6 separate regions of the Homo sapiens genome follow, and regions 1, 2, 3, 4 and 5 are each linked to region 6. Evidence: chromatin contacts called from ENCODE Hi-C or POLR2A ChIA-PET data. All regions are on one chromosome and are shown on one strand. The core of a region is the stretch at or near the end of the contact, and the rest is flanking DNA. Distances in the headings are between cores, read along the strand shown.

Region 1 (4,934 bases), core at 17-2,516, 1.6 Mb before region 6:
ATGTCATTTTCTGCTCTAGATCTAATCAAAGTTGTCAGCAAAATTAATTTAAGGTCCACAATTCTCTACTCATGTTAACCTGAGGGAGAGGTTATTGTGCTATTAGGACTACGTTATAACTGAGAAACTGTTAAATGCCTTCTCATACTCCTCTAATGGAGACAACCCAAGTTTCAGAGAAACAGTTTATAAAGCACTCTATAACATAGTGAAGAGCATTATGAAAATATCTGGCATATGCAATCTTGTTAGCATGAAATGGGTAATATTAAACACAGTCCCTAATATCACTGTGGCACCCCAATTTAGAAGAGCTATACTGTACCAACTTTGCTTTCCACCCACAGAAAGGACCAAGTATGAAGTTATATAAACACCATTCTCCCTTAATTGAGGAACTGGTAATCGAAATACAAACTGATCTGCTTATTCACTATTTACATGGCCATTCAAAGTAATAAAATTTTAAAAGTAAATGTTATGTTGAAAAAAGTCAAGTGAAAAGCAAGATGTTATCCAAACAAATTATCTGTCTTTAAACAAAGTAAGTTTTCCTTTCCTTTCAAATAAGAAAAAAAGAGAACCAAAAAGTTCACCAATAGAAGTGTAATTCACATGAATCGCAGTGATGGTATACCATGGAATAGGAAAAAATAAGTTACAAGTCATAGTTCAAATTTTTTTCATACCCCTGCCTGTACTGTAACTTGTGAACTCTAGAACTTTAACAGACTTTCTGAAAGCTGAAAAGAATCCAGTAACTCGTACAGAGAACCTCATGAACAGTTCCTGAGGTACCACAAGCACCTGTTTCCAGCGTGTTCCAGCCATGGCTTGTAAGTGGACCTGCAAATGCTGCAATGTCCAGGGTACCAAAATAGGGGAAAGGCGCCCAGGCACAGCTCAAGGGAGCTAGCTTACCCCAAGGCTGTGTTTGACAGGGATTTGGGAACTGGAGAGGAAGGAGGAGGAGGCAGAGTACAGCCTCTGTCCTACGGCCCCACACCCACCGGCAGACATCCATCCTCCCGCCTGCGCCCCGCCGCGAGGGGGTACTCACAGCTCTAGTCTCATACAGAACCAGCTTCTGGACCGAGCTGATGATGGGGGCGGCGGCCGTGGGCATGGCGGCGGCAAATGGGGGCCCCACAACAGGGCACGAGCCTCCGGACCGCCCCAGGAGACTCGGCGAGAAAACCCCTCAGGCCCTGGACATCAAGTCCAGCCAGGAACAACACCCATTAGGCACTAAACCTATAGATGATCAGGTGTTTCCGGATCCCTGCGCCCCGCCTCCAGGCAAGCCCCGCCCCTCACGTCGGGAGCGGGGCTGGAGGACGTATCATAGAGAGGTCGGGTAGAGGCTCCCGGGACCTGCGTGCTGCCGAGAGAGGAAGCGAAGGGCACCATCTTTGGTAAGGATTGGAGGAAAACATGGGCGGAGAAAAAGTCGACGGATTAATTGAGTCTATTTATCTCCTCCCTCTCTTTGGAAAAAAGCGGAAGGTTTGGGATTGGGTAGCTTCTTTTGAAAAGGGTTCTCCGAGTTGCAGGATAGATCCTTGTGTTTTCCCTGCCTGCTGCGGCCCATTTTCCTGGAAGCCGGCCCTCTGACGGTCCTTCACTGAGTGTCAGTTTTCCCCTCACCTCTAATCCATGTTGTACCTACGCTGTGTGGCCCAAGAAATTGTTTTAAAATCACCTAAAGCTGGAAAGTGTGGCTTTGCCACACGTTTGTGCGTGAGGCTAGCCACTTGAAGTTGTCGACAGAGACTAGCGCAGTGTGGCGGAGCCGCGCTTGAAATGAGGTTTCTTCATTTCATGTGTGCGACATAAATGGGCATGCGCGTACCCTCTCTTCCATAGTTGTGAAAATGAGTGTATTATAATTATAAATGCCAAATTAGGTACAAAAGTGACTATTTCGAATTGGAAAAGAAATGACAAAGAACTACAGCCCCGCCTCTCGAGGCCCCGCCCCACCAAGCAGCAGGTGCGTGGCGGCCAGAGGTCTCCCCGGCAACCGCCCGACAGCCCCGCGGAGTCCCTGGAGGCAGTTGCTTCCCTGAGGAGGGTCCGGCTGCGGCCAGGTAAGGAGCCTTCCGGCGGCCCGCTGGGTCGTGGTCCGCCCTGGAGGCATCTTGGTATCTGTTGCACGGAACCCCGCCTCCTGCGGGGACCCCCAGACCAGCTTCTTTTCTTGCAAAACGGTCTCTTTGTAAATCCACTTTTTAAAACCACGTCTCCTTTCAACGACTGAAGTATTTATTCCACAAATATTTACTGAACACCTACTGCAAGAGTATAAGATGTAGGGGAGAGGCAGCTATCCTATCTTAGGCGGCAATTCTAGGTTTCCCAGGAAACCTCTAAACCTCAGAAACCTCTGCTAGAGGGCTTCTCAACTGCTAAGTGTAAGGAAACTTTAAAAAAAAATTATAGAATTATAGCATACCCAGATAACATTCATGTAATACCAAAGATCATATTGTAAATTAAAATTTGAGAAATTACAAAAATTGTAAAGAAATACTTAAGTCTATGTTATTTTGCGCTTCTTTCCCCCTGTAGTTTGGTACTCCTTTTATTAAGAACTAGAAGGATGGCCGTGTCCGTTCTGGCATTTTGGACTTGGATCTTTTAACTGGGAAAAATAGTTAGCTGTGTTCTGTTTCATAATGAAACCAACTCTTCTGAATATTAGTTAAATGTTTGCACAGTGTTTTTATCTAGGATAGCAACTCTTAAAATACCTGAAGGATTCTAGTTTTCAATTATTATAGTTTAGCACTTCCATTTTAACTTTATCTTAGTTTATTTCACCCGGAATCAGATCCTAAGACAAAACTTTGAAGGCAGGTTGTTTATATGAGACGTAATCCCAGGAAACAGCAGCAGGGAGGGGAAGAAAACTAATAAAGGAAATATTACCAGAGAAATTTCTCTGTGGGCTGAATTCACTAGGGAATACTGGGAGGCATGTCTCAGTTATCCCCTCTTGAGGGGCAAGGAAGCTGGAGTATTTATTCGCCAACTTCCATCAGTTATTGGATGAAGCCTGATAGGGCAGAACATTGATGCCCTAGAACTTCCAGTCTACCCTGTGTTCAGGGAGAGTAGGTTCTGGCAGCCAGAGAAAGCCCTTAGGCAAAAAGTCGCACATGCTAACATTTTGGAAGTTGGGCTGGTCGTGCATAGAAAAGGTGTATGTCAAGTGGATATGGGGGAGGCACTAATAGCAGCTGCTACATTCCACCCTTTGCAGCACTCGTATCCATTCTTCCTCCACATCAAGTTCACACCATGCCACCCTAATTCTTTAAGGTAGTGGCTAGTCTCAATTTTTAAAAGAAAAGGACTTACAAAAAAAAAGATTAATGGGACAAGCTGCAGAATCCACTACTGCAATTAATCTGAGGTCTCTAATTGATCATCTCCTTCCTCTAACATCATTCTAGATTTTCCTTACTCTTGGCCAACACTTCTGCTGGTCTGTGTTTGCCCAGTAGGATAACAAGCTTTCATCCCTGAGGAGCATAAGCCCTTGGTTACTGTGTCATTGTAAGGTTTTGGTTGCTGCAATTACCCATTCACTGGACATGAAAGCATCAAGAGCTGTCTCAGAGAATCCCCTGAGTTCAAGAAATGCATCCCCTATCCCACTTATCTAGCAGTTTATGGCCATACCACCCTGAGCACCCCCAATCTCATCCAATCACATAGCAGCAACCCTATCTCCATCTGCCAGTGCAATAACTCCTTATGAGCTTTTGGAGTCAAAAATGACCAGGTGGCAGCAGTAGTTTTAAGATTTAATGAAACCTTTACTGGGTCCCCTGATAGAACCATCTCTCCCCTCCACCAGACCCAGGACCTCTTGTCCAGAAGTGAGGTGCAAATTTCCCAAGTCAATCACTGAGAGTATTAGTGAGAGGGGTCACTCCTACTTCCAGCCCTTGATTCAAAGCATGTTCCTCATCTTGAAGTACATTGTCTCAATCCCACACAATCCCAAGCTAGCGCCTTAGCTGTGCCTTTAAGAGACCATTCCAACATTCTGTCAAACCAGTAGCTTCTAGGTAAAGTGGTATTGTAAAAAGGGTCCTCTGATCCAAGGCAATGGTATATGAGATCTCATGAAGATAAATGAGACATACTCTAAACCTTTAGGTAGTGGTGCTGGCCAAGGCACTGCAGGTAGGAAAAACAAGCCCATATTAGGAGCATTTGTCACTTGCCCCTTTAAAGGTGAAGGGGTCCTGTGTAATCAATTTGTCACTGAATGAATGTTTTGTCTCCTAAAGGGGTTGTACCATATTGAGGGCTCAATATGAACAGGTCTCAATTTGTAATCAATTTGTCACTGAATGAATGTTTTGTCTCCTAAAGGGGTTGTACCGTATTGAGGGCTTAATATGAACAGGTCTCTGCCATGAACAGGTAGAACATTCAGCAGCAGTAGTGTAGCTAAACCAGCCTGGTGAAAGGAGGCCTTGATATGAGCCCATGCCTATCCTTCATCACCTTCATCCCTGCCACCATGCCTACTTCATTTACAAACCCATTATGCAAGCATTGAGGTGACCAGAAGCAAAGATTGGCTCATGTCTACTGGATAAATTATCCTGTCCACCTGGTTTTTTCAGTGCCTCTTCTGAGGTGGATGCTTTCTGAGATACAAATATCTATGTATTTTACATCCACTTACATTAGTTTTCTATGCTGCATAGCAAATTACTGCAAATTTAGCAGCTTAAAACAACACACATTTGTGATCGCACGGTTTCCATGGCCAGGAGCCCTGGCATCACTCACCTGGGTCCTCTGCTCAGGGTTTTACAAGGCTGCAATCTGGTGTTGGCTGAGATGTGCTTCCATCTGGAGACTTGACTAGGGAAGAATCCACTCCCAAGCTGATTCACATTGTTGGCAAG
Region 2 (4,505 bases), core at 436-2,935, 1.0 Mb after region 6:
CTATAATCCCAGCACTTTGGGAGGCCAAGGCAGGAGACTCGCTTGTGTCCAAGAGTTTGAGATCAGCCTGGGCAACACAGTGAGATCTAAAATAAAAATAGTATGGGCGCGGTGGCTCATGCCTGTAATTCCAGTACTTGGGGAGGCTGAGGCGGGCGGATCACTTGAGGCCAGGAGTTCAAGACCAGCCTGGTCAACATGGTGAAACCTCGTCTCTACTAAAAATACAAAAATTAGCCAAGCGTGGTGGTGCACACCTGTAGTCACAGCTATTTGGGAGGCTGAGGCTGAAGAATCGCTTGAACCTGGGAGGGGGAGGCTGCAGTGAGCCGAGTTCACACCAGTGCATTCTAGCCTCGGCGACAGAGCGAGTGTCAAAAAAAAAAACAACAAAACAGGCCGGGCGCGGTGGCTCACGCCTGTAATCCCAGCACTGTCGGAGGCTTAGGCGTGCGGATCAGGAAGTCAGGAAATCGAGACCATCCTGGCTAACACGGTGAAACCCCGTCTCTACTAAAAATACAAAAAATTAGCCGGGCGTGGTGGCAGGCGCCTGTAGTCCCAGCTACTCGGGAGGCTGAGGCGGGAGAATGGCGTGAACCCGGGAGGCGGAGCTTGCAGTGAGCAGAGATCGCGCCACTGCACTCCAGCCTGGGCGACAGAGCGAGACTGCGTCTCAAAAAAAAAAAAAATAGCCGGGTGTGGCGGTGTGCGCCTGTAGTCCCAGCTGCTGGGGAGGCTGAGGCAGGAGAATGGCGTGAACCTGGGAGGCGGAGCTTGCAGTGAGCCGAGATCCCGCCATTGCACTCCAGCCTGGGCGACAGAGCAAGACTCCGTCTCAAAAAAACAAAACAAAACAAAACAAAACAACACCCTGTGGAATAAAAATTGATCAGGAGGACGGGTGCATTCGAATGAATCAGGAAAAGAACACGCAATGATGGACCCTGGGAAGTGACCTGATGGAAGTTCATTTTAAAAGATCTCTTTGGCGTTGGTGTGGGATGAGTGGAGAGATGATCACGGCAGAATCCCATAGGAGGTTTTGGGTGACATCTTCAGGAGAGGTATACAATCTGAACTAACCGAAGACTGTAAGAAAAGCAGTGTCTGTAAAAAAAGCAGCGCTGACTTTGACCTGCTTGACGCCAGGAAACGCTCCACATTCCTGAGCCCGTTCACCGCTCCGTAAGATGGAGAAACTGGTCTAAACGCTTTGAAGTCTAATGCAGCTAAAGATCCTTCCCTTTACTTGGAGACCTCGGAGGCTGTGGGCTGAGACAGGGTCGGATTCCTCTCGCTCCCTCCCCACCCCCGCGGGCAGTGCACCTTCCTGGGTCCCCAAGGTCAAAGGAAATGGACAACTGCGTCCCCGGGTTCGCAGTCTGCATTCGGAGCCAGCAGGAGCGACAGGAGGCAGGAACGGAAGGCTTCGCCGCGCTCAATTACCACAGTCCCTGCGCAGCCCTGAGCTCGCGGGGCGTCCCGAGGCTGGCAGGACACGGGACACTCACGGGGAGACCCGGCGGGAGCGTGGGCGGGGCGGAGAGGCGAAGTGACAGGGGGCGCGGGCAGGGGGCCCGGCGCGGCGCGCCAGCAGAGGCGCACTCACCTGTACGTCAGGCCCTCTCGTCCCTCCCCGCGGCCGCGCGGACTGCAGGCCTCCAGGCTACCCCTATCTGCGCCCCGCCCCTTCCGCCGGCGCCGGCGCAGTGAGAGCGGGTCGGGCGGGGCGCGAGGCCAGGGCGGCAGCGAAGCAGCGACCCCTGCTGGAGGCCGCGTCTTGGAGGACTGCGCGGGAAGTAGGCTCGGGGCACACCATTCTCCCGGGTTCACGCCATTCTCCTGCCTCAGCCTCCTGAGTAGCTGGGACTACAGGCGCCCACCACCACGCCCGGCTAATTTTTTTGTGTTTTTAGCAGAGACAGGGTTTCACCGTTTTAGCCAGGATGGTCTCGATCTCCCGCCCTCGTGATCCGCTCTCCTCGGCCTCCCAAAGTGCTGGGATTACAGGCGTGAGCCACCGCGCCCGGCCATCTTAATTCTTTTTTCTTTTTTTTTTTTTTTTGAAACCGAGTCTCACTCTTGCCCAGGCTGGAGTGCAGCGGCGTAATCTCAGCTCACTGCGACCTCCGCCTCCCGGGTTCAAGCGATTGTCGTTCCTCAGTCTCCTAAGTAGCTGGGACTACAGGCGTGAGCCACCATGACCGGCTAATCATCTTAATTATTAATGAAGTGATCCTTTCTCTGGGACCACTAACCCCTTTGAACATTTTTTTTTTTGACAGGGTCTCACTCTGTTGCCCGGAGTGCAATGGTGCGATCTCGGCTCACTGCAACCTCTGCTACCCAGGCTCAAGCTGTTCTCCCCACCTCAGCCTCCCCAGTACCTGGGACTCCAGGTGTGTGCCACCACGGCCTGCTAATTTTTGTTTTGTTTTGTTTTGTTTGTAGAGATGGGGTTTCGCCATATTGCCCAGGCTGGGACTCAAGAGAAGCGATCTTCCAGCCTCAGCCTCTTAAAGTGCTGGGATTACAGGTGTAAGCCACCGAGCCCGCCCTCTTTGAACATCTCCAAGAGATATAGGCGTTGTTTCCAGAAAAATGTGCAAATACGTCAGACTCGCAGTTTAAGGAAACATCTTTTCAAGACCAACGCAATTTACACGTGAGCCAATTCCCCTTTCCCTCCCAACCAACTATCCATCCATTCGTCCATCCATCCATCCATCCATCCATCCATCCCTCTCTCATTAGGTCTGTCTGTGGAGAACTCTGACTCATACACCAAACAAGATGTCACCCTGCAACATTCTAACAAAACTTCTAGTCAAAGTCACAGATGACCTCTGCAATGTAAATCCAAAGGTCTGGTCTCATTCCTCAACTTACTTGAGTTATAGGATACCCCATTGGTTTCACCTACCTCACTTGCCACTTAATCTTCTTCCCTGTTTTTTCTTTTGTTTTGTTTTGTTTTTTTGTTTTTGAGAATGAGGCCTGCTCTGGCCCCCAGGCTGGTGTGCAATGGCATGATCTCTGCTCACTGCAACCTTCACTCTCGGGTTCAAGCGATTCTCCTGCCTCAGCCTCCTTAGTAGTTGGGACTACAGGTACGCACCACCATGCCCGGCTAATTTTTGTAGTTTTAATAGAGACAGGGTTTCACCAATATTGGCCAGGCTTGTCTCAAACTCCTGACCTCAAGTGATCCACCTGCCTTGGCATCTCAAAGTGCTGGGATTACAGGCATGAGCCACCACTCCCAGCCAGCTGTTTTTTCATTACATCCTTAGAATGCCAAAGAGTAAGTGCCCCATACTTAGACCTCTAATCTTTTTCCTTTTTATCTATCCTAGTTCCCCAGTCGATCTCCAACAATTTCGTGGCTTTAAATATTATCTATATATGGACGATCCTCAAATTTGTATTGCGAGCCGAGATCATTCTCTTGCATTCAAGACTACAACTGCCTACTTAACATCTTCACTTGGAAATCTAACGGAAATCTCAAACTTGATAGGACCAAAACCCAGATCCGGGTCTCAATGCGTTCCTCCCACAGCATTCCTTATTTCAGTTAATGAGTCTTCCACCCTTCCTGTTACTTAGGTCAGATATCTTAGAGATACACTCAATTTCTCCCTTTCTGTCTCACCTGGGATTAGAGGCGTGCACCACCACACCTAGCTAATTTTTGTATTTTTAGTAGAGATGGGGTTTTACCATGTTGGTCAGGCTGGTCTCAAACTCCTGACCTCAGGTCATCCACCGCCTCAGCCTCCCAAAGTTCTGGGATTATAGGTGTGAGCCACCACGCCTGGCGGCTTACCTTTCTTCAGGCTATCCTCAGGACAATAACCAGAGTGATCCTATTAAATCACAAATCAAATCCTGTCATTACTTAAAATCCTCCTGGGCTGGGCGCGGTGGCTTATACCTGTAACTCCAACACCTTGGGAGGCCGAGGCGGGCAGATCATGAGGTCATGAGTTTGAGACCCGCCTGACCAACATAGTGAAACCCTTTCTCTACTAAAAATACAAAAATTAGCCGGGCGTGGTGGTGTGCGCCTGTAATCCCAGCTACTCAGGAGGCTGAGGCAGGAGAATAACTTGAACCTGGGAGGCGGAGGTTGCATTGAGCCGAGATCGCGCCACTGCACTCCAGCCTGGGTGACAGAGCGAGACTCCATCTCAAACAAACAAACAAACAAACAAACAAAAAACCAAAAACCCAAAACCATCCCAGGCTACCCACCTTATGTTACAGTTAAAGCCAAAATCCTTTCAATGGCTGGTGAGGCCTTCTGCATCTGAACTCACCTACATTGCTGACCTCATCTACACTACTGACCTCATCTCCCACCACCTTCCTCCTCCCTCTCTGGGTTCAGCCATACTTGCCTCCTTGCCATTCCCGGATGAGGTCCCTGGAAACCTCAGATGATGTCTTGCTTTAGGGCTTTTGCACACTTTCTTCCCTCCATCTGGAATCCTCTTCCC
Region 3 (4,449 bases), core at 682-3,181, 1.7 Mb after region 6:
AGGGTCTCTCTCTGTTACCTAGACTGCAGTGATACAATCATAGCTCACTGCAACCTTGACCTCCTGGGCTCATGTAATCCTCCTTCCTCAACCACTGGAGTAGCTGGGACTGTAGGCGCATGCCACCATGCCCTCCTAATTTTTGTGTTTTTTGTAGAGATGTGGTCTTGCCATGTTGTGCAGGCTGGTCTTGAACTCCTGGGCTCAAGCTATCCTCTTACCTGGGCCTCCCAAAGTGCTGGGATTACAGGCATGAGCCACTGTGCCTGGTCCCAACATTTTGTTAGGAAATAATTTTGAACACACAGCAAAGCTGAACAAATTTTACAGTGAATACCCATTTACAATGAACCTAGATTCTACCATCTAGATTCTACCATTATATTTTACCATTATATTCTACCATTATATTTTACTATATTTGGTTAATCACATATTTATCCATCTATGCGCCCCTAAATCCATCTTATTTTTTAGATACATTTTAAAGGAAATTTTATATACTTTTGTCTGACACTGGGAAGGCAATGCACCTTAATCCCACAAGCTTTCTTACAGAGGCTAATAGCTGTTTACTGGGGACACTGTAGTGAGGATTTCTGCATTGAGTAGGTGAAGAGGACCATAACTGTGGCTTTCAAACTTTTCTGACTGCTACCCTTACTAAGAAATGTATTTCACATTCCTATCCAGTGTACACCACATACATACTGAAGTAAAAATTTTGGGACACAATATTTACCCTTTACATGTGTGAAGCATGCTGATATTTTCTATTTTATTTCATTTAAAAAGATGCTGGGCATGCTTCCCTAACTTGATTTAGATACCCACTAATGTACTGTAATTTACCATTTGAAAATCATTGTACTTAGTCCAACTCCAAGAAGATTTTTCTTTTTAAAAGAATCCTGTGGCTACTACTAGAATTTTCCTTATGTTCCCAATTATCAAGAACCTGTTTTGAGTCTCAGCACAGTACTTACTTAACATGCATGGCGTTAAGGCACGTGTAATTAAGAGAAAAACCTTAAATGCCTGCTAAGACTTCTGGATAGAGCCAATTCAAAGATTCTTTATTAGTAAGTTTACCAATTATTACTATTTTTTTTTTGAGACGGAGTCTCGCTCTTTCGCCCAGGCGGGACTGCGGTGGCCCTATCTTGGCTCACTGCAAGCTCCACCTCCCGGGTTCACGCCATTCTCCTGCCTCAGACTCTCCAGTAGCTGGGACTACAGAAGCCCGCCACCGCGCCCGGCTAATTTTTTTTGTATTTTTAGTAGAGACGGGGTTTCACCGTGTTAGCCATGATGGTCTCGATCTCCTGACCTCGTGATCCGCCCGCCTCGGCCTCCCAAGGTGCTGGGATTACAGGCGTGAGCCACCGCGCCCGGCCCCAATTATTTTTACAAAGAGTAAGATAAAGATATGTACTCTTGGATGGGTGGGAGGGTTCAGTGCTCATATAGTCTTCTGTTAAATTAGGTTATTAATGCCTGCGGTGGTTCCAACAAAGTAGAGAAGAAGATCAAATAAGAAAATGGATGGGAAAGTACTTTGAAAACTAATGTTTTATTAATACTGTTGTGTGATGCCAGGAAGAAAGGGATGTTGCGATCAAGCTCTAGGGAGGCAGTGTTTCAGTATTTTAAAAACTGTTTTTGTGGAACTGTTAAGTTAACCTCCCCAAGCCCCAATAACTACGCTTTGACGCAAGATTCTCAGAAGAGGGTAGAAGCTATGAACTTGGAGAGGTTTGGTCGCGAGTTCAAGCGTACTGCCCCGTTGGCGCATGCTCAAGAGCGACTCGGGCCTCCTTGCTGGGTTAGGCAGAACACGGAGGGCGGAGTTCGGACCACGTGGGGTCTCGTGACGTCATCTCCGGGCGCCGAGGGTGACTGGACTTGTGGTGCGCTGCCAGGGCTCCGCAGCGTTGCCGGTTGTATTCGCTGGATACCAGAGGGCGGAAGTGCAGCAGGGTTCAGCTCCGACCTCCGCGCCGGTGCTTTTTGCGGCTGCGCGGGCTTCCTGGAGTCCTGCTACCGCGTCCCCGCAGGACAGTGTGTCAGGCGGGCAGCTTGCCCCGCCGCCCCACCGGAGCGCGGAATCTGGGCGTCCCCACCAGTGCGGGGAGCCGGAAGGAGGAGCCATAGCTTGGAGTAGGGTACGTGTGTGTGTCCACCTTGTGTGAGGAAATTCCTAGAGGAGGAGGGCTGGGGAGGGGCCAGGTAGGTGTGGTAGGAAGGAGGGGTGAGTAGTTGCCTGGAGGAGCGCCCGCCCGGCCGCGATGGCGGGTGAAGGTGGTTCCTCCGGGCAAGGTGGAGTTGGCGAGACGCCGGCCCGGAGCCCTGGGGCCGGTTGGCGGGTGTGGCCTGCGGGGTCCCTCTTGGGGTACATGTCTGTTGCTTACTAAGGTAGGAAAGCGAGAGTCTAGTCGCAGGCTCTAGAGTTCAGTTCAGGACCTGAATTGTTTGTGGAACACAGTTATTTAAACCTTTATTGCACAGTGCAGTGTGAGTCTGTCCAAACTCGGTGGGTATGTCCTCCAAGCAATTTATCTATTTACGATATTCCCTGTCTCAATAACAATATTTAGTGCTACCAAAGACATTTTCTGTTGGCAAGACACTTTTACATACTTCATTTGTACTTTGGATTATTTTAAAATTATCCTGAACTTGAGGAACCTAGGAAACTATTGGTTCTAGATTTTTCTGAGGGGTGAGGAGGTACAGCCTGTCTTGAGCAATCAGAACCCGGAGACTTACCAGACAGTAGCTGAACTTCCAAAGCCTTCCAGAATTGGCTTGTTAAATTTCTGAGACCTTGAAACTGGATACTTGGCTCTGAACTGAACTATTTGTGATTTCCATAGAGGGAGTTTCTGGTTGAATTTTGAATTTGAAAATAACGATGTTGTGCTCAGGGTAGTAATTGAGAGGTATTTTACACCAGATTTAAGCCTGTGCTTTTATCTTCAAAGATATGCTACTTAAAATTGGGGGAAAGTGTACAGAATGGAACTGTATGGATATGGATTTTTAGAATAGTGCACACACCTCAAGTGTGTATTTATTTCATTAATTTCCCCCAAACTGAGTACCTCCTATGTGTTAGGCACTGGACAAAACAGTAAACAAAATAGTAAACAAAAGAATAAAAATCCCTGCCATCATGAAGTTCCACTTTGGGGATGGGGTGAGAAGACATTGATACAAAAATTAAGGTACAGTCTTTCCTGTCCCTCGGCATCTGTGGGAGATTGGTTCCAGGACCTCCCTTGGATACCAAAGTCCTCAAATGCTCAAGTCCCTGATATAAAATGGTGTAGTGTTTGCAGATAACCTATGCACATCCTCCTATCTTTAGTTCAACTCTGCATTATTTATAATGCGCAATACAACTTAAATGCTGTATAAATAGTTGTTATGGTGTATTGTTTAGGGAATAATGACAAAAAAGAGTCTATACATGTTCAGTACTGACTTTTTTTTCCTTCCCCGAATATTTTTTCATCCATGATTGGTTGAATACAAGGACGAAGAACCCATGGGTAGGAAGGGCCAACTGTGTACGTCAAGTGGCGGAAAGTGCTAGAGAAAAAAACCAAAGCAGTGCAGGGGTATAGGGAATGCCAAGAGATGGGAGTGGTGGCCATAGAAAAGATGATATTAACTTGGAGGCCTACGGGTGATAAAGAAGGGTGCCACTTGGAAGGAGCTGCCACTGAAGCCCTGAAGCAGGCGCATACTAGCTAGTTTGACTGGAAAATAATGAACAAGAGGGAAAGAAGTAGTGGATACTTAGGTGGAAATGGGGCCAAGTCATTTAGGAGCATGTGGGAATTTATAAGAACCTTAATTTGTACTTTGAATGAGTTGGGTTTTGAGTAAGCAGTGAGTTGATCTAACTTGTGTTTTAAAAGATCTGATTGCTATGTTGACTGTATGCAGCAGGTGCAGAAATAAGAGTTGTTAGTAGGCCATTGACTGCATTTATCCAGGTTAAAGGTCGAGGTGACTTGAATCAGGGTAGTAATAGTGGCGGTAGTGCGAAATGACCAGATTCTAGACTTTTGAGAGCAGTCAGGTAGAAGAAGGGTCAAGGACGACTCCAAGGGTTACGGACTGAGCAACTAAAGAATATAACTTGGCCGGGCGTGATGGCTCATGCTTGTAATACCATCTTTGAGAGAATCCCCAGCCTGGGCGACATAACGAGACCCTGTCTCTACAAAAAAATAAAAAATTAGCTGGGCATAGTGGCATGAGCCTGTAGTCCTGGCTACTTGGGAAGCTGAGATGGGAGGGGAGGATCACTTGACCCCCTTGAGCTCAAGGTTACAGTGACCCATGATCCTTCACTGTAGTCCATCCTGGGTGACAGCAAGACCCTGTCTCTTTAAAAAAAAAAAAAAAAAAAAAAAAAAGGACTTTTCCACTTAGCGA
Region 4 (4,762 bases), core at 2,181-4,680, 1.0 Mb before region 6:
TTGAACAAGTTAAGGTATACATTGACTGACTTAAATTATAACATATGACCTTTGTTGATGACAGTCATTCTGAGTATGAAAAATTGAAATTTTGTTGAGACAATGTAAATTTTACCATTGAACCTAATGAATCATTTCTTCTCATTTCATTCATTAGATTTGTGTATGTGTGTGTATCTACTATCTGCCAAACCCTATGCTTATCTATTTTTTGACATGGGAAAGAAAAGGCTATGTATTTCACTTAAGTTTAATAAAGGTTATACTTTAAAAAACAAAAGAAACTTTTTATTTCTGATTTACTTTATTTCCTAACCATCTATTCTAAGTATCCACAGTCTCACTTTGACTAGAGATCTTACTTCAGAATGGTGTAAAGGTCATGTTGAATTTTCTTACTGGCCATGTGCTCATGAATAAATTAACCTCTACAGTCTCAGTTTCCTCATCTAGTAATTGACATTTTATTATCTCCCTTGTGGTATGGTTCTAAAAATTAAGAGATGACATTGGTAAACCATTTTGTAAACTTTAGTATACTGTACAAATTTAACTGTGAATAAACTCTTTGAACCTTTGTTTACTTATCTGTAAAATAATAATAATACTTCATACAGTGGGTTTGAGAATTATTTGAACGTGTAAAGCATGTAGAAGTAAACCTAACACATAGTAAGTGCACAACAAATATTGGTGATGATTGTGATGGTGATGATAATGATGCATTTGATCTAGATCTTCCATCTAATGAGTCAAACTTGAAACTGCCATTAGTTTAGAAATGGATACGCTTGATTTTTACGTGATTGACTTTCATACATCCCGCACTTTATCCACATGTATTGAAAATCCCTAATTGCCTTTTGTACATTAAATTCCATTTTAATACATCGTGTCATAGGGTACCACTGCCCCAGTGTAAGTGTTAGTAGTTGCCCAAAGTGACAGCAGATCTGGAGCAACCAGCCCTTCATTGGAGTCCAGCATCATTCTGGTATGCCAGCATGGCACCAGCAGGGAGAGGTTGCAGAGAGGCAGCTGCATGGATCATCCAGGTGATCAAGTGCACATGGAGAGACCCATGGCCAAAGTTTGTGCTTCAGTACCTGGACAGCATTGGAGGATAATGGTCAAGACCATGGGCTGTGAAGTTAGTCAGACCGGGTTTAAGTCCTGCTCTGCCAAACTGTGTGACTGGGCAAGTTACATAACCTCCTTAAGCCTCAGTTCCCTTACAGAGTTATGAGCAATGCTTACTGGAACCCAGTAAGCACTCAGTGAATGTGAGTACTTAGTATTCTATTCTGCCTCCTTCCTCTAGGGGAGGAGATAGGAAGTTGAGCCCTCTAGCACTATATGCCCTTAGAGCCCCCAAGTCTCCAGCCAACTGAGAAAGTTTTAAGCTACTTTAAAGGTTCATTGGTCCTAGGGGAAATAGTGCCTCTAGGAACTACAAGGATTTTATAAATATTGTTTTAGCTCTCTGGGAACTGGATTTCCCTTACACTGAGTTAGTCTCTTATTTCACTTATAAACATTTAAATTTCAACGTGTCTTCAGGGACACATAATATAGGAAAGCAAGTGATTGTTTGTATGCCGGTATTGCCAGTAAGCAACCGAATACTCTGCTCCTGGTTGATTCATGTCTAGTACTCCAAGCAAGTTATCTACTACAGAAGTTTCTTTCCTTGACGGTTTAATGAGGACATTAGAGCTGCCCTATCAGTGTTTCTACTGTGCTTCCCCCAATGGGAGCTTGACATACTAAGCAGAAAGTCTTCAAAACAGTGCTTTCTGTATCAGACAGCCTGATATAATTTAGAAGAAAGGAACTAAGCAAGGTTGAATTTGCTTGGTAATATCTGGCAGGTGTCTTTGGGGCTCCTGCTGAGCTCCCAATGCCTGCCTAGTTTATCTTCTGTGAATTGGGGTGGATGGGAGGGGAGGGGCAGAGGTGGCACCAGACTTTCCTGTCTGCTTTAAAATGTGCCATGGGATTGGAATCAAGTTGTCTTAAAGAGCCATTAGCAGTCTGTATGCTTTTGAAAACAAGAAGAAAAGGCATTCTGTATGCCACACCTAACCCTTAGCCCTTTTCATGTAATAATTCATTCAACCTTCCCAACATTGTATGAGTAGATATTTTTATTCCCATTTTATCTGTCAAGAAAAAACAAGGCCCAGATGGGTTAAAAACTTGCCCAAGTTATCATAGCTAATGCAAGTTGAATATGTCTTATCCAAAATGCTTAAGACCAGGCTGGGCACCATGACTCACACCTGTGATCCCAGGGTTTTGTTGGATTGCTTGAGCCCAGAGTTCAACACCTGCTTGGGCAACATAGTGAGACCTCATCTCTACAAAAAATACAAACATTAGCTGGGCATGGTGATGCATGCCTGTGGTCCCAGTTCCTTGGGAGGTAAAGTAGGAGGATTGCTTGAGCCCAGGAGGTCAAGGCTGCAGTAAGTCAAGATTGCACCACTGCACTCCAGCCTGGGCAACAGAGGGAGGCCTTGTTTCAAAACAGAACAAAATGCTTGGGACGAGAAGTGTTTCAGATTTCAGATTTTTTTTTTTTGGATTTTGGAATATTTGCATATGTATAATGAGATATCTTCGGGATGTAACCCAAATCTAAACACAAAATATATCTGTTTTATATATACCTTATCACATAATCTGAAGGTAATTTTTATGCAATACTTGGAATAATTTTGTGCATGAAATAGTCTGTATTAAGTACTTGTGTGTGGAATTTTTCTACTTGGGGTGTCGTGTCAGTTCTCAAAATGTTTCAGACTTTGGAGCATTTGGGATTTGGGATTTTTGGATTAGGGATGCTCAGTCTGTAAGAGGAGGAGTCAGGTTTAAAACCCAGGCTGTGAGACTCAAGAGTCTGTGCTTTCCAACATTATACCTCATTATCTGAATAAAAATTTAACGTTAAGATTCCTAACAGTAAAAATATATTACTTTCTTTCCCAAATTGTTTTCCTTCAAGGTAAAACTTAAAACTTTTCTAGGGGAAACCACATTCTCAGATGTTATTAAGTTGCATATCAAGTTCTTATTTAAACCTTGACCCATGTTGAAACTGATTTGAACCCTACTGAATCTTCATGTTTCACTGTGGTGTATAATTTTCATTATGTTGTCATTATAAAAGTTGCCTGATCGCAAGGATTCTATGGACTGAGATCCTGGAAATATGGTGTATAAAAGGCTTATTTTTATATTAAGAGATTCCTAGTAAGATGATTTATTTAATGCACTACCTAAAAGAAAATTTGGTATATTTCCATGAGCAATAGACTCAAGATTAGCTTTGAAAGTTAAAAGAGCATTCTCCTAGCTAGTTCATTGTTGCCATGACAGTGCTGGCAGTGCAAGTGTTGTAGTAACTCCTTGCAATGATCTTATTTTAGACCCTAACGTTTGCAGTGCTGAACGTCCCCTTCCCCGCCCCACAAGTAACTCTAGTGGAAAAGTACTGGTTTTATAACTGGCTTCTGGCTTTATAGCTGAAAGACTGCACTATTGTGGGCTTGAAAAAATAGTGTAGGAGTGTTGAGTATTTTTCCTGTGGATTATAAATGTTTGAAATCTCCCAAAATACGGTTTTGCATTACATATCATACAGCAAGTTGTTTATAGCTAAAAAGAAAAGGAGCCTCAATTGTCTTTAGAAATCAAGCCTAGGTTGTATAATTACATTGAGCTCATACAGAAATCATTCTCCCATTTGTATGCTCATGCATACTTCAGATTCAACTTATTCTTTTATTCAGTTATTATGGAAAATTATCATTAGAATCATAAAGGATTGTGTTTAAACAATGTAGAAAAGTACTTTTTTGCATCCCTTTCATAATTCAGCATTTATTTCATAAATTGTAACATTTTAGTCTTGATTTCTTAAAAAGCAAACTCACCTAAGTTATATAATGTTCAGAAATTACTCAATTTGAACTGGGTACCCGAACCAACATAATTGTTGAAGCATTTTTAACTTTGTTGCTTATATGTTTTAAATTAGATTTTAAAATACCTCATTGAGATTTTCTAATTGTAAATCCTATTATGACAGTACCATTAAGCACAAAATATTTGCAAATTTATAAGAGTAAATGCCATTTTTGTCCTTTTGCATACCATTTGTTAGGTCAGAGTTTTGATATGTGCGCTAAAAATCTGTTATAACATGATGAAACAAAATGATTTTGGCAACTGACCTTGTCAAGGAAGATGGAAAGTCTAACTGTTATACCTCATTAGTGACACCTGCTTTTTTCTTAAATACTACATTAAAGCTTAATTCATCTTCCTTAGGTGTTAAAGATTTAAACGTATCTTGCATGATTGGGCCTGTATTGAATATTAGAGTATGAATATCAGACAATCCCTTTTGTTTCTTTTTTTTTTTTTCAGTTTAGCACAGAAAAATAACTTTATAAGCAAAAATTTGACCCCAGGCTAGAATTGCATTTAGCCTTTCCACCAGGCAATGAGAATTTATCAGAAGTGTGTTTATTTTTATTCTCTTAGTGGTAATTATTCCGATAAAGAAATATCCAATTCCAGTCTACAATGGTCTTTGATGGCTCCCTCTTTGAATTTGGAAGTAGATATATAGTAATATATGAAGATTCAAACCTTGAGATAAATATTCTTTCATTTCATACAATATATTATTTTAATTGGTCAGAATGAGACTAAATTATGATTAGCTCCTTTCTCTTGTTAAAATACAGAATTA
Region 5 (4,911 bases), core at 1,572-4,071, 1.4 Mb before region 6:
GATTTTAGGTGAATTTTGAAAGTATCATGCCACTAACCTCTGGCTTCTACTATTGCTGTTGAGAAACCAGCTGTCATTTTAACTGGTTTTCTTTTATAGGTACAGTCATGCATTGCTTAATGACAGGGATATGTTCTGAGAAATGCATCACTAGGTGACTTCGTCACTGTGCAAACATCACAGAGTGAACTTACACAAACCTAGATGGTATAGTCTACTACACACCTAGGCTCTATGGTACAACCTATTGCTCCTGTGCTACCAACCTGTACAGAATGTTATTGTACTGAATACTGTAAGCAGCTGTAGCACAGTGGTATTTCTGTATCTAAACATATCAAAACATAAGAAAGACACTTAAAATACAGTATACTGATGGCTCATGCCTGTTATCCTAGCACTTTGGAAGGCCTAGGTGGGCAGAGCACTTGAGCCCAGGAGTTCAAGACCAGCCTGGGCCACATGGCAAAACCTCATCACTACAAAAAATACGGAAAAAAAAAAATAGTGGAGTGTGGTAGCATATGTCTGCAGTCCCAACTACTCAGAAGGCTAAGTGGGGAGGATCACCTGAGACCAGGAGGTAGAAGTCACAGTGAGCTGAGATCATGTCACTGCACTCCAGCCTAGGCAACAGGGTGGGATTTTGTCTCAAAACAAAACAGTATAAAAGAAAAAAAAAGTACACCTGTGTAGGGCACTTACCATGAATGGAGCTTACAGGAATAGGAGTTGCTCTGGGTGAGTCAGTGAGTGAGTGGTGAGTGAATGTGAAGGCCTAAGACATGGCTATACACTACTGTAGACGTTATAAACATTGTACGCTCTAAGCTACACTAAATTTATATGAAAAAAAATTCTTTGTTGGCTGGGTATAGGTGGCTCATGCCTGTAATCCCAGCATGGGAGGCTGAGGCAGCATTTATTTTTTTAAATGGGTGTCCTGTGTCTTTATTTGTGAAATCTGGCAACTCTCCACTCCATCTGCTGCCCCTCACTCACTGTGCTCCAGCCACACAGTCCTTGCCGTTCATCAGATGCTCCTTCCCAGTCTGAGCCTTTATGCTTGCTTTTCCCTTGCCTAGAACATTTTTATTCCAGATCTTCCCACAGCTGTCTCCATGTCATTCAGATCTCAGCTCAAATGTCACCCTATCCTGATTTCACTTCCCTGTCAGTCTCCATCATCATTCTTTATAAAATTTAACACTTTCTGAAACTATTATTCATTAGTTTACTTGTATATTTGTCCTGTCTCCCCTTAGTAGAATGTAAGCTTCATGAGAGCAAAGGCCTTGTTAGTTGCTGTATCCCCAACACCTGACGCCAATGTCTGGCTCTTAGTAGACACTCGATAAATATCTGTTAGATGAATGTATGACACCCCAAATCCTGTTCTGCAAGATTTAAATTTAAGAAGACCTGTTAGGGGTAGACCGGCTGGCCTTAACAAGAACAAAAGTTTTGAAAAAGTCAGTATGGATCCAAAACAAAATTGCCTTGAAGAAAGGGCTAGTCTGTGTTGTGGGTGGCTGATGCTGGAAGATCCTCCAGACTCAGTCTTTCCTCGCAGGATTATGCTCCAGTGAGCAATGATTGAATGAGGAAATGGAAGTACCTGGCTTACCTTGGCACTGAGTCTTCTTATGCCGTTGAGGACCTCTGGAGGGACAGTGATTTGACTGCAACCCTCGTAGCAGCAAGAAACAATGAGGTAGCTAACTTCCTGCTGGTATGCAGAAGTCAGGGAGCGCTCCCCATCCCACTTGTACCCCCACAAATCCAGAGGACTTAGAGACAATTCAATATGAAAGGGAAACCTCAGAGAAGGAGCATGTGTGGCTTGAGCTAGTTTTAATAAAATCTAGTAAAAATGTAAGAGCCAGGTTGCTAATTACACCTCCGGTTCAAGATCAGGGAGGCTATAGATGGCATGTTGGGAATCTGGAAATGGGCAGAAAAATAAGTAATTAGGTATTGGCTAAGAGAGAGAAAATGCTGAAATAAATGGATGGAAGCAGGTGGGGAGTAGATCTGGATGGGGCTTGTAGACCACATTAAGAAGCCTGGACTTTATCCAGAGGGCATGTGGGAGCCACATGGATTCTAAGCCAAGGAGTGACTCTAGTCTCTGGATCTCATATGTACTTGGAGAAATCCTCTGTACTTCTGCGAATTAAAGAGAACAACGCTGCAGCTGAGACCAGTTAGAAACAGTCTATTGAACAAAGATGATGAAAGTTTGAATAATAATGATCATTTTAATCACAGCAGACGAATTAAACCAGGCATTTCCTAAGCCCATTACATACTTAATTTTGTTTATGCAATAGCAACCCTACCAAAGTGGCACTAGTGTTAACATCTCCATTTTACAGGTAAGGTAAAGAAGTTGTGAGGGTAAGTAATTTGCCCAAGATCTCTCAGAACCCAGGTTTCTCTGACTGCAGTGCTCTCTTCATTCCCTTAGACTAAGGCATCAGGAGTGGGGAGGAAAAGGAGGCAGATGTGAAAAACATTTAGGAGGTAAGTAATAGTTATTATATTAGCACTAGATAATGACGATGGTGATGATGATGACAATGATGATGACGGTAAGGGGGATTTCATGCCTTTATACATTCAAGAACAACACCAGATTCGGTGTCGGAGAAGAGATAAAATTAAGGTATTGGCGTTGAGCTAACAGTTTAATACGATATAAAACTTCCCAAAGGGAGGGGTCACAACGCCTCTCCTGTCCATTGCCCCCAATTCACCGCAAAAGTCGCTCCTGCCTGGGCTCCCCGGCAGTGCCACACGCAGGACCTCGGGCGCCGACACCGCCCCGCCCCTGGCCGCGCCCCGCCCCGGCCACTGTCCCTCCTCCGAAGCCGCGCCCCTCCCCGCCCTGCCCCGGCCCCGGCCCCGGCCCCGGCCCCAAAGCCCCGGGCCTGCCATCTCGCCCCGCCCTGCCCCGCCCCGCCGCGGCTCCCCCGACCCCAGGCCTGCATTCTCGCCCCGCCTTGCCCCTCCCCTCCCCTGCCACGCCCCAACCCTTGAACTGCCTTCGCGCCCCGCCTTGCCCTGCCTTGCCCCGCCTTGCCCCGCCCCGCCCCGCCCCGCCATCTCGCCCCGCCCCGCCCCTCACCTCCCTTCCCCTCCCCGCCGCTCTCGTGGCCCCCACCTCCAGGGGCGCCTCTGCGGGCCACGTGGTTCGGCGTCCGCGCGCAAGCGGCTCTTGGCGCCGCGCTTCCGGGTTGGCTGTGGCTGTGGCTGCGGCGGCGGCGCAGGAGCAGAAACCGGTGCGGCGCAGAAGCCCCAGAGGCGGGCGGGGCGGAGCGGAGGGCCAGCGGGCCCCGGCGTGGGTCTCCCGCCAGGCCGCCGGGTGAGTTGGCAGCGACCCGGACCCCACCGGGCGCCCCTGAGCGGTAGGTCTGCCGCGCCGACCCCTCCCCCGCCGTGTGCTCCCCAGTCGGGCCCGCGGGGCCTGGGCGGGGAGGTGGGGGTCTTTCCGCGCCACCTCTCCCTGCTGGGACCACCCGGGGCTGCGGGGGGCTCCGCGCCGCCCCTAGTGTGTCTGGCGGCCCCACGCAGCTTAAGTTATTAGTATTTTATTGCAGCTACCTCACATTCACTTTGCACGTGCACATTTCTTCACTCTTCACATTGGTTCCCACATACGAAATGGCTAATAATCTGGGAGATGGAGGCAGCTTCGTTCTCCCTGAAATAGTTGTGCAACCATAGAAAGTTCGTGCTTGCGGAGGATTTTGGAGATGGTTAATCCCATTCCTTCATTTTATAGAAGGTAGACCCTGAACCGTTCCATGAATACTGGAGAGTCACTCAGCTAGTTAATGTGCGGCAGGAGGCTGAGGGAGAGAATTGCTTGAACCTGGGAGGCGGAGGTTGCAGTGAGCCGAGATTGCGCCACTGCACTCCAGCCTGGGCGATAGAGCGAGACTCCGTCTCAAAAAAAAAAAACCGCGAGCTAAGTTGTTTTGTTTTTGTTTTTTGAGGTGGTGGTCTCGTTCTGTCGCCCAGGCTGGAGTGCAGTGGCACGATCACGGCTCACGGCAACCTCGAACTCCCAGGCTCAGGTGATGCTCCTGCCGCAGCCTCCTGAGTAGCTGGGACCACAGGCGGGCGCCACCACGCCAGGCTAATTTTTGTATTTTTTGTATAGATGAATTCTCTCCATGTTGCCCAGGCTGGTCTCAAGTGATCCGTCGGCCTCGGCCTCCCAAAGTGCTGGGATTACAGGCGTGAGGCCACTGCGCCCGGGCCCAGAGCTAAGTTTGTAGACAGACAAAAATGGTAATGGTAAAATTCAGTTAATGATGTGAAGTGAATAGGAAGTTCATGTGGGCTGGCATTAACCTTTTAGACAGTGCTTTCTCCTTTTTAAACCTTGTTTTCTTATTTCAGATTTAACCCTTAGTGGCTTCTGAAGAAAATGGCAGAAACATCGCCAGAGCCTTCTGGGCAGCTTGTTGTACACTCAGACGCTCACAGTGACACTGTGCTGGCCAGTTTTGAGGATCAGAGGAAGAAAGGCTTCCTCTGTGACATTACTTTAATCGTGGAGAATGTACATTTCCGGGCCCACAAAGCCTTACTTGCTGCCAGTAGTGAATACTTCTCAATGATGTTTGCAGAAGAGGGGGAAATCGGCCAATCCATTTATATGCTGGAAGGCATGGTTGCAGACACCTTTGGTATCCTGCTGGAATTTATCTACACAGGTTATCTCCATGCCAGTGAGAAAAGTACAGAACAAATCCTGGCTACTGCTCAGTTCTTAAAAGTCTATGACCTGGTAAAGGCTTACACAGACTTCCAAAATAATCATAGCTCCCCAAAGCCAACAACTTTGAACACTGCTGGTGCCCCAGTGGTTGTTATCTCTAATAAGAAAAACGATCCTCC
Region 6 (4,346 bases), core at 257-2,756:
GAGGATCCCTTGAACCTAGGAGTTCGAGGCCATCCTGGGCAGTCTAGCGAGACTATGTCTCAAAACCAAACCAAACAAAATACACAACAACAACAAAAAAGTTTTTGAAGAACCCTCAGAAACATAAATTAGGACCCTAAGCTAAGTAGACTTTAGTGCAACAGCTCTGCAATTTACAAGGCAAAAATTACAACCCTGAAAAGCAGGATGACACAAAGCCCGGAAATAATTTTCTACCAACCTGGTTGGTCAGATACTTGTCAGAAAACTGTTTTCCAGGTTATGAGCTTAAATTCTTTTTACAGACTGGCAACGGTATCAGGACGCTTTTTAGAGTGTCCCCTGCTATTGCCTCGGGCATGTCAGAAACTGGATAGGAGTTTCAAGTTGAGCAGTTTGTCCAGGATTTCCTGGGCTTTAGCACTGAACGCGCTGCGTCCCTGGTACCCCTTCAGTTCCAAGCAAACCTGCTTGTTGGCCACTGTAGGACCAGACTTACGTCAAGTACAGTTGCCACTACACAGATGTGGCTACTTACATTTAAGTTAAATACTTTTTACTTTTGAGATGGAGTCTCACTTTGTCGTGCAGGCTGGGGTACAGTGGCGCGATCTCGGCTCACTGCAGCCTCGACCTCCTGGCTCAAGCCATCCTCCCCGCTCAACCTAGGACTACAGGCTTGCGCCACCACGCCCAGCGGCTAATTTTTGTATTTTTAGTAGATACGGGGTTTCGCCATGTTGGCGAGGCTGGTCTCCAACTCCTGGCTTCAAGCGATCTGCCTGCCTCGGCCTCCCAAAGTGCTGGGATTACAGGCGTGAGCCACCGCGCCGGCCCTAAATTAAATTAAAAATTCAGTTCCTCAGCCGGCTCAACACCACACATGTGGCCAGTGGCTGCCTTAATAACGCAGATGTAGAATATTTCCCTCATCTCACAGAGTTCTGACAACGCTGAGGCAGACAGTTGAGAGTTTTTTTAAAAACAAAAACAAAAAGCTTGGAAACCGCTAGTCTCCACCACCTATAATAACCAACGGGCATTATTACTCTCTCCAAATGGGATGAGGAAAAAACTACGCTAAGGAACACCATGCAGAAAATCTGCCGAGGCACAGGCCAGCGGGGTTTCTCTGCGAACGCAGCCGACGGCCATTTCCACAGCGGAGGCCGTCGTCGGTCCAGCGAGGTAAGAAACTTGTAGGACGCCCGGAACTCCCAGAGGGTTGGGCGTTCAAGGGTCAGGACCCCCGAGATGCAATTGTCCAAAGCGGTGGGTGCTCGTGGTCACCGGCTGGCGAGCCTCGGCTACGGATACCCCAATGCACCACTCCGCCCCGCCCCGCGCCTAACGCCGGCTGGAGAGCGCGCGGCCGCAGGGTAGGCGCCCTCCCGCACGCGCGAAGGCCTGCGGCCCGGAGGCAGCCGGCAGCCAATGGGGCGGGGCGCCGCGCGCAGGGGGCGGGGCCGTGACGCGCCCTCCTCGTGACCCGGCTCTCGGCCTGCGCTCGCGGAAACCGGAAGCGGCGGCTGTCCGCGGTGCCGGCTGGGGGCGGAGAGGCGGCGGTGGGCTCCCTGGGGTGTGTGAGCCCGGTGATGGAGCCGGGCCCGACAGCCGCGCAGCGGAGGTGTTCGTTGCCGCCGTGGCTGCCGCTGGGGCTGCTGCTGTGGTCGGGGCTGGCCCTGGGCGCGCTCCCCTTCGGCAGCAGTCCGCACAGGGTCTTCCACGACCTCCTGTCGGAGCAGCAGTTGCTGGAGGTGGAGGACTTGTCCCTGTCCCTCCTGCAGGGTGGAGGGCTGGGGCCTCTGTCGCTGCCCCCGGACCTGCCGGATCTGGATCCTGAGTGCCGGGAGCTCCTGCTGGACTTCGCCAACAGCAGCGCAGAGCTGACAGGGTGTCTGGTGCGCAGCGCCCGGCCCGTGCGCCTCTGTCAGACCTGCTACCCCCTCTTCCAACAGGTCGTCAGCAAGATGGACAACATCAGCCGAGCCGCGGGGGTGGGTACAGGACCACGTCCGGGACTGTGGCTCAGGAGAGTTGGGAAAGGAGGAGGGTGTAATGATGGTCAGCGCTGGGGGCCTCAGTTTCCCCAACAGTAAGAAAAAGGGGTTGGACTGAGTCTGTAGAGTTGGGTCATCAGAAAAAGGGGGTGGCATTATGGGGCTTGGGATTTGGGTTTTTGCTTCCAAGAATGCTGTTGGACATCTTTGGTTCATATAGGTGTGATTGGTTTTCTTGGGGGTCCTGATTCCCCAACCCTCTTGCTCTTCCTCCACCCACTCCACCACGGCTTCTTCTCATCTTCACCTGGAGTTGCCAGGAAGGATCCTTTTCTGAAACAAGTGGGGTGGAGACACTGGTAGTGGTTAGAAATTTGAGCTTTGTAGCCAGAAATGTTCATGTCCACCAACTTCTAACTATGTAACCTTGGATTAATTATCTTCTCAGAACCTTAGTTTCCTCCTCTATAAAGTGGAAAGAACATCTGCCTAATGCGGCTGTTGGAAGAATTAAAAGAGATATTGCCTGTGACTTCATCTTAGTGATGTGAACAGTCTGGAGCTAGCTAGCGGCCAGGACTCCAGTTCCACTCTGCTTATTAGCGGTATACTATGGGCAAGTTACTTACATTCTCTGTGCCTGTTTACTAATCTGTAAAATGGGGATAAAAGGAGGTTTTAGAAAACAACACATAGTAATACCTCTAAGTAAATGGGAGGTAAATTTTTAAGAAATTGTAAGACTGCTCTTCATTCTTCATACCTTAAGGGTTCTCTAGGTGTGTGGTAGCTGCTGTGAGGCACTTAATTTTAAAAAGAAAAACAGACAATTCCTGCTCCTAAGTACTTTATAAAGTTTAGACTAGGAAAAGATTAGAGTGTCAGGGTTGGTGGGAGTCACGAGGTGTGGGCCGGATATGCTTGGTAAAGGAAAAACATGAGGAATAACATTGGGATTGGAGAATGAGAAAGTTCCTCTTGTATTACGGGGACAGCAAGTAGTCTCATGAAAATGTGGTTGGAATTATTCCATAAATTTAAACTTGTCTAAACTTGTTTATAGTTGCACTAAATATAAATTTGTACCTAGTTGGATCCTGCTTTAAGTCAGCCTGTTATTTAAAATAAATCTGTCATGGCTGTGTGCGGTGGCTCATGCCTGTAATCCCAGCACTTTGGGAGGCTGAGGCAGGGGGATCACCTGAGGTCAGGAGTTGGAGACTAGCGTGGCCAACATGGTGAAACCCCCGTCTCTACTAAAAATACAAAAATTATCCGGGCGTGGTGGCACGTGCCTGTAGTCCCAGCTGCTCTGGAAGCTGAGGCAGAAGAATTGCGGTACACGTCTGTAGTTCCAGCTACTCGGGAAGCTGAGGCAGAAGAATCACTTGAGCCTGGAAGGCCAAGGTTGGGGTGAGCCAAGATTGCACTACTGCACTCCTTCCTGGGCAACAGAGTGAGACTCCATCTCACAATAAATAAATAAATAAAAATAAAATAAAAATCTGTCATTTTACATAACTGGGGAATTTATTTGCATTAAATAAATTCTGTGGTCAATCTCTCTGTAAAGAGCATGTTTTTTTTTTTTTCTTTTTTCTTTTTTTTCTGAGACAAGGTCTTGCTCTGTTGCCCAGGCTGGATGGAGTTCAGTGGTGTCATCTCGGCTCACTGCAATCTCCGCCTCCTGGGTTCAAGTGATTCTCCTGCCTCAGCTTCCTGAGTAGCTGGAACTACAGATGTGCACTGCCACACCTAACTAATTATTGTATTTTTAGTAGAGACAGGTTTCACCATGTTGACCAGGCTGTTCTCGAACTCCTGGCCTCAAGTAATCCACCCACCTCAGCCTCCCAAAGATTTGGGATTACAGGTGTGAGCCACCACACCTGGCCAAGGACATATTTTCGAGGTAAATAAATTCAGGCTTACATGCGGTATTTTCCAGGCACACTTCCATTGGGTATAGCAAGGAATATATATCTTACTATCACTTTAAAATAAAGTACCCAAGACATGTCCCTGTCAACTACAGCAGGATACGATATAGCATCATATTCAGTGTTGAGTGGTTAAGATGAGTTGTTTTAGGGTTCCATTTACTCTAAAGAACAAGGGCTATTGTGGGCAGAATGGCCAGGGATCATGATGCAAAGTTTGGGTCTTTGAAGGCAGCAAATGCTTTTCTCATGTGTGTAGGTACTGTGGAATTAAAGAGAGGCTAAAAATAGCACCTCAAACTCTAGGGTGCAGTATTATGGGCATCACCCAATCTGCATGTGAATTTCCATATGAATTCCCCACTACCCAAAGGAGGCTTCCCAGTGGGGGAGTTGTAGAAACCCC

The links. Hi-C counts contacts between places; a loop is a spot of excess contacts on that map. ChIA-PET counts read pairs that join two places held with the same protein, here RNA polymerase II (POLR2A). Pooled maps may share reads with other maps.
Region 1: a map of CD8-positive, alpha-beta T cell shows a loop between it and region 6 (4-fold over the local background). The contact joins the promoter of FIG4 here to the promoter of OSTM1 in region 6. A Hi-C loop is called at or near these places in 5 of 168 maps with a recorded cell type or tissue (CD4-positive, alpha-beta memory T cell, CD8-positive, alpha-beta T cell, ascending aorta and 1 more) and 14 of 50 pooled maps.
Region 2: a loop to region 6 is called in a map of CD8-positive, alpha-beta T cell, with 10 times the contacts of the local background. The contact joins the promoter of MTRES1 here to the promoter of OSTM1 in region 6. A Hi-C loop is called at or near these places in 4 of 168 maps with a recorded cell type or tissue (CD4-positive, alpha-beta T cell, CD4-positive, alpha-beta memory T cell and CD8-positive, alpha-beta T cell) and 13 of 50 pooled maps. POLR2A ChIA-PET finds 5 or more read pairs at or near these places in 1 of 52 experiments (AG04449).
Region 3: a map of CD4-positive, alpha-beta T cell shows a loop between it and region 6 (9-fold over the local background). The contact joins the promoter of ATG5 here to the promoter of OSTM1 in region 6. A Hi-C loop is called at or near these places in 3 of 168 maps with a recorded cell type or tissue (CD4-positive, alpha-beta T cell, CD8-positive, alpha-beta T cell and naive thymus-derived CD4-positive, alpha-beta T cell) and 7 of 50 pooled maps.
Region 4: a map of ascending aorta shows a loop between it and region 6 (3-fold over the local background). The contact joins the enhancer-like site here to the promoter of OSTM1 in region 6. A Hi-C loop is called at or near these places in 1 of 168 maps with a recorded cell type or tissue (ascending aorta) and 2 of 50 pooled maps.
Region 5: a loop to region 6 is called in a map of sigmoid colon, with 14 times the contacts of the local background. The contact joins the promoter of ZBTB24-DT here to the promoter of OSTM1 in region 6. A Hi-C loop is called at or near these places in 2 of 168 maps with a recorded cell type or tissue (naive thymus-derived CD4-positive, alpha-beta T cell and sigmoid colon) and 10 of 50 pooled maps.

Annotation. Positions count from the first base shown.
Region 1 is chr6:109,687,628-109,692,561 of GRCh38, reverse strand. FIG4 (FIG4 phosphoinositide 5-phosphatase) reads right to left here and starts at 1,266. Exons shown (of 23, transcript NM_014845.6): 1 at 1,061-1,266. The coding sequence starts at 1,126. AK9 (adenylate kinase 9) reads left to right here and starts at 1,360. Exons shown (of 41, transcript NM_001145128.3): 1 at 1,360-1,415. RefSeq lists an enhancer at 1,313-1,782.
Region 2 is chr6:107,025,379-107,029,883 of GRCh38, reverse strand. MTRES1 (mitochondrial transcription rescue factor 1) reads right to left here and starts at 1,685. Exons shown (of 4, transcript NM_016487.5): 1 at 1,613-1,685. RefSeq lists enhancers at 967-1,066, 1,177-1,286 and a silencer at 1,397-1,866.
Region 3 is chr6:106,323,242-106,327,690 of GRCh38, reverse strand. ATG5 (autophagy related 5) reads left to right here and starts at 1,931. Exons shown (of 8, transcript NM_004849.4): 1 at 1,931-2,165. RefSeq lists enhancers at 1,732-2,051, 2,072-2,121, 3,769-4,269, 4,270-4,449.
Region 4 is chr6:109,078,864-109,083,625 of GRCh38, reverse strand. The region is part of intron 1 of SESN1 (sestrin 1); the gene reads left to right. Among named protein-coding and RNA genes, the nearest start is that of SESN1, 14 kb to the left of the region's middle. Within about 2 kb of position 3,430, at least 12 of the 41 ENCODE cell types and tissues checked have a DNase peak (open chromatin) inside an H3K27ac peak, as active enhancers do; they include ascending aorta, where a contact is called at or near this core.
Region 5 is chr6:109,481,554-109,486,464 of GRCh38, reverse strand. ZBTB24-DT (ZBTB24 divergent transcript) reads right to left here and starts at 2,821. Exons shown (of 4, transcript NR_187591.1): 1 at 1,628-2,821. ZBTB24 (zinc finger and BTB domain containing 24) reads left to right here and starts at 3,246. Exons shown (of 7, transcript NM_014797.3): 1 at 3,246-3,367; 2 at 4,411-4,911. The coding sequence starts at 4,439. RefSeq lists silencers at 2,746-3,185, 3,266-3,555.
Region 6 is chr6:108,071,901-108,076,246 of GRCh38, reverse strand. OSTM1 (osteoclastogenesis associated transmembrane protein 1) reads left to right here and starts at 1,506. Exons shown (of 6, transcript NM_014028.4): 1 at 1,506-1,997. The coding sequence starts at 1,596. RefSeq lists a silencer at 1,296-1,735.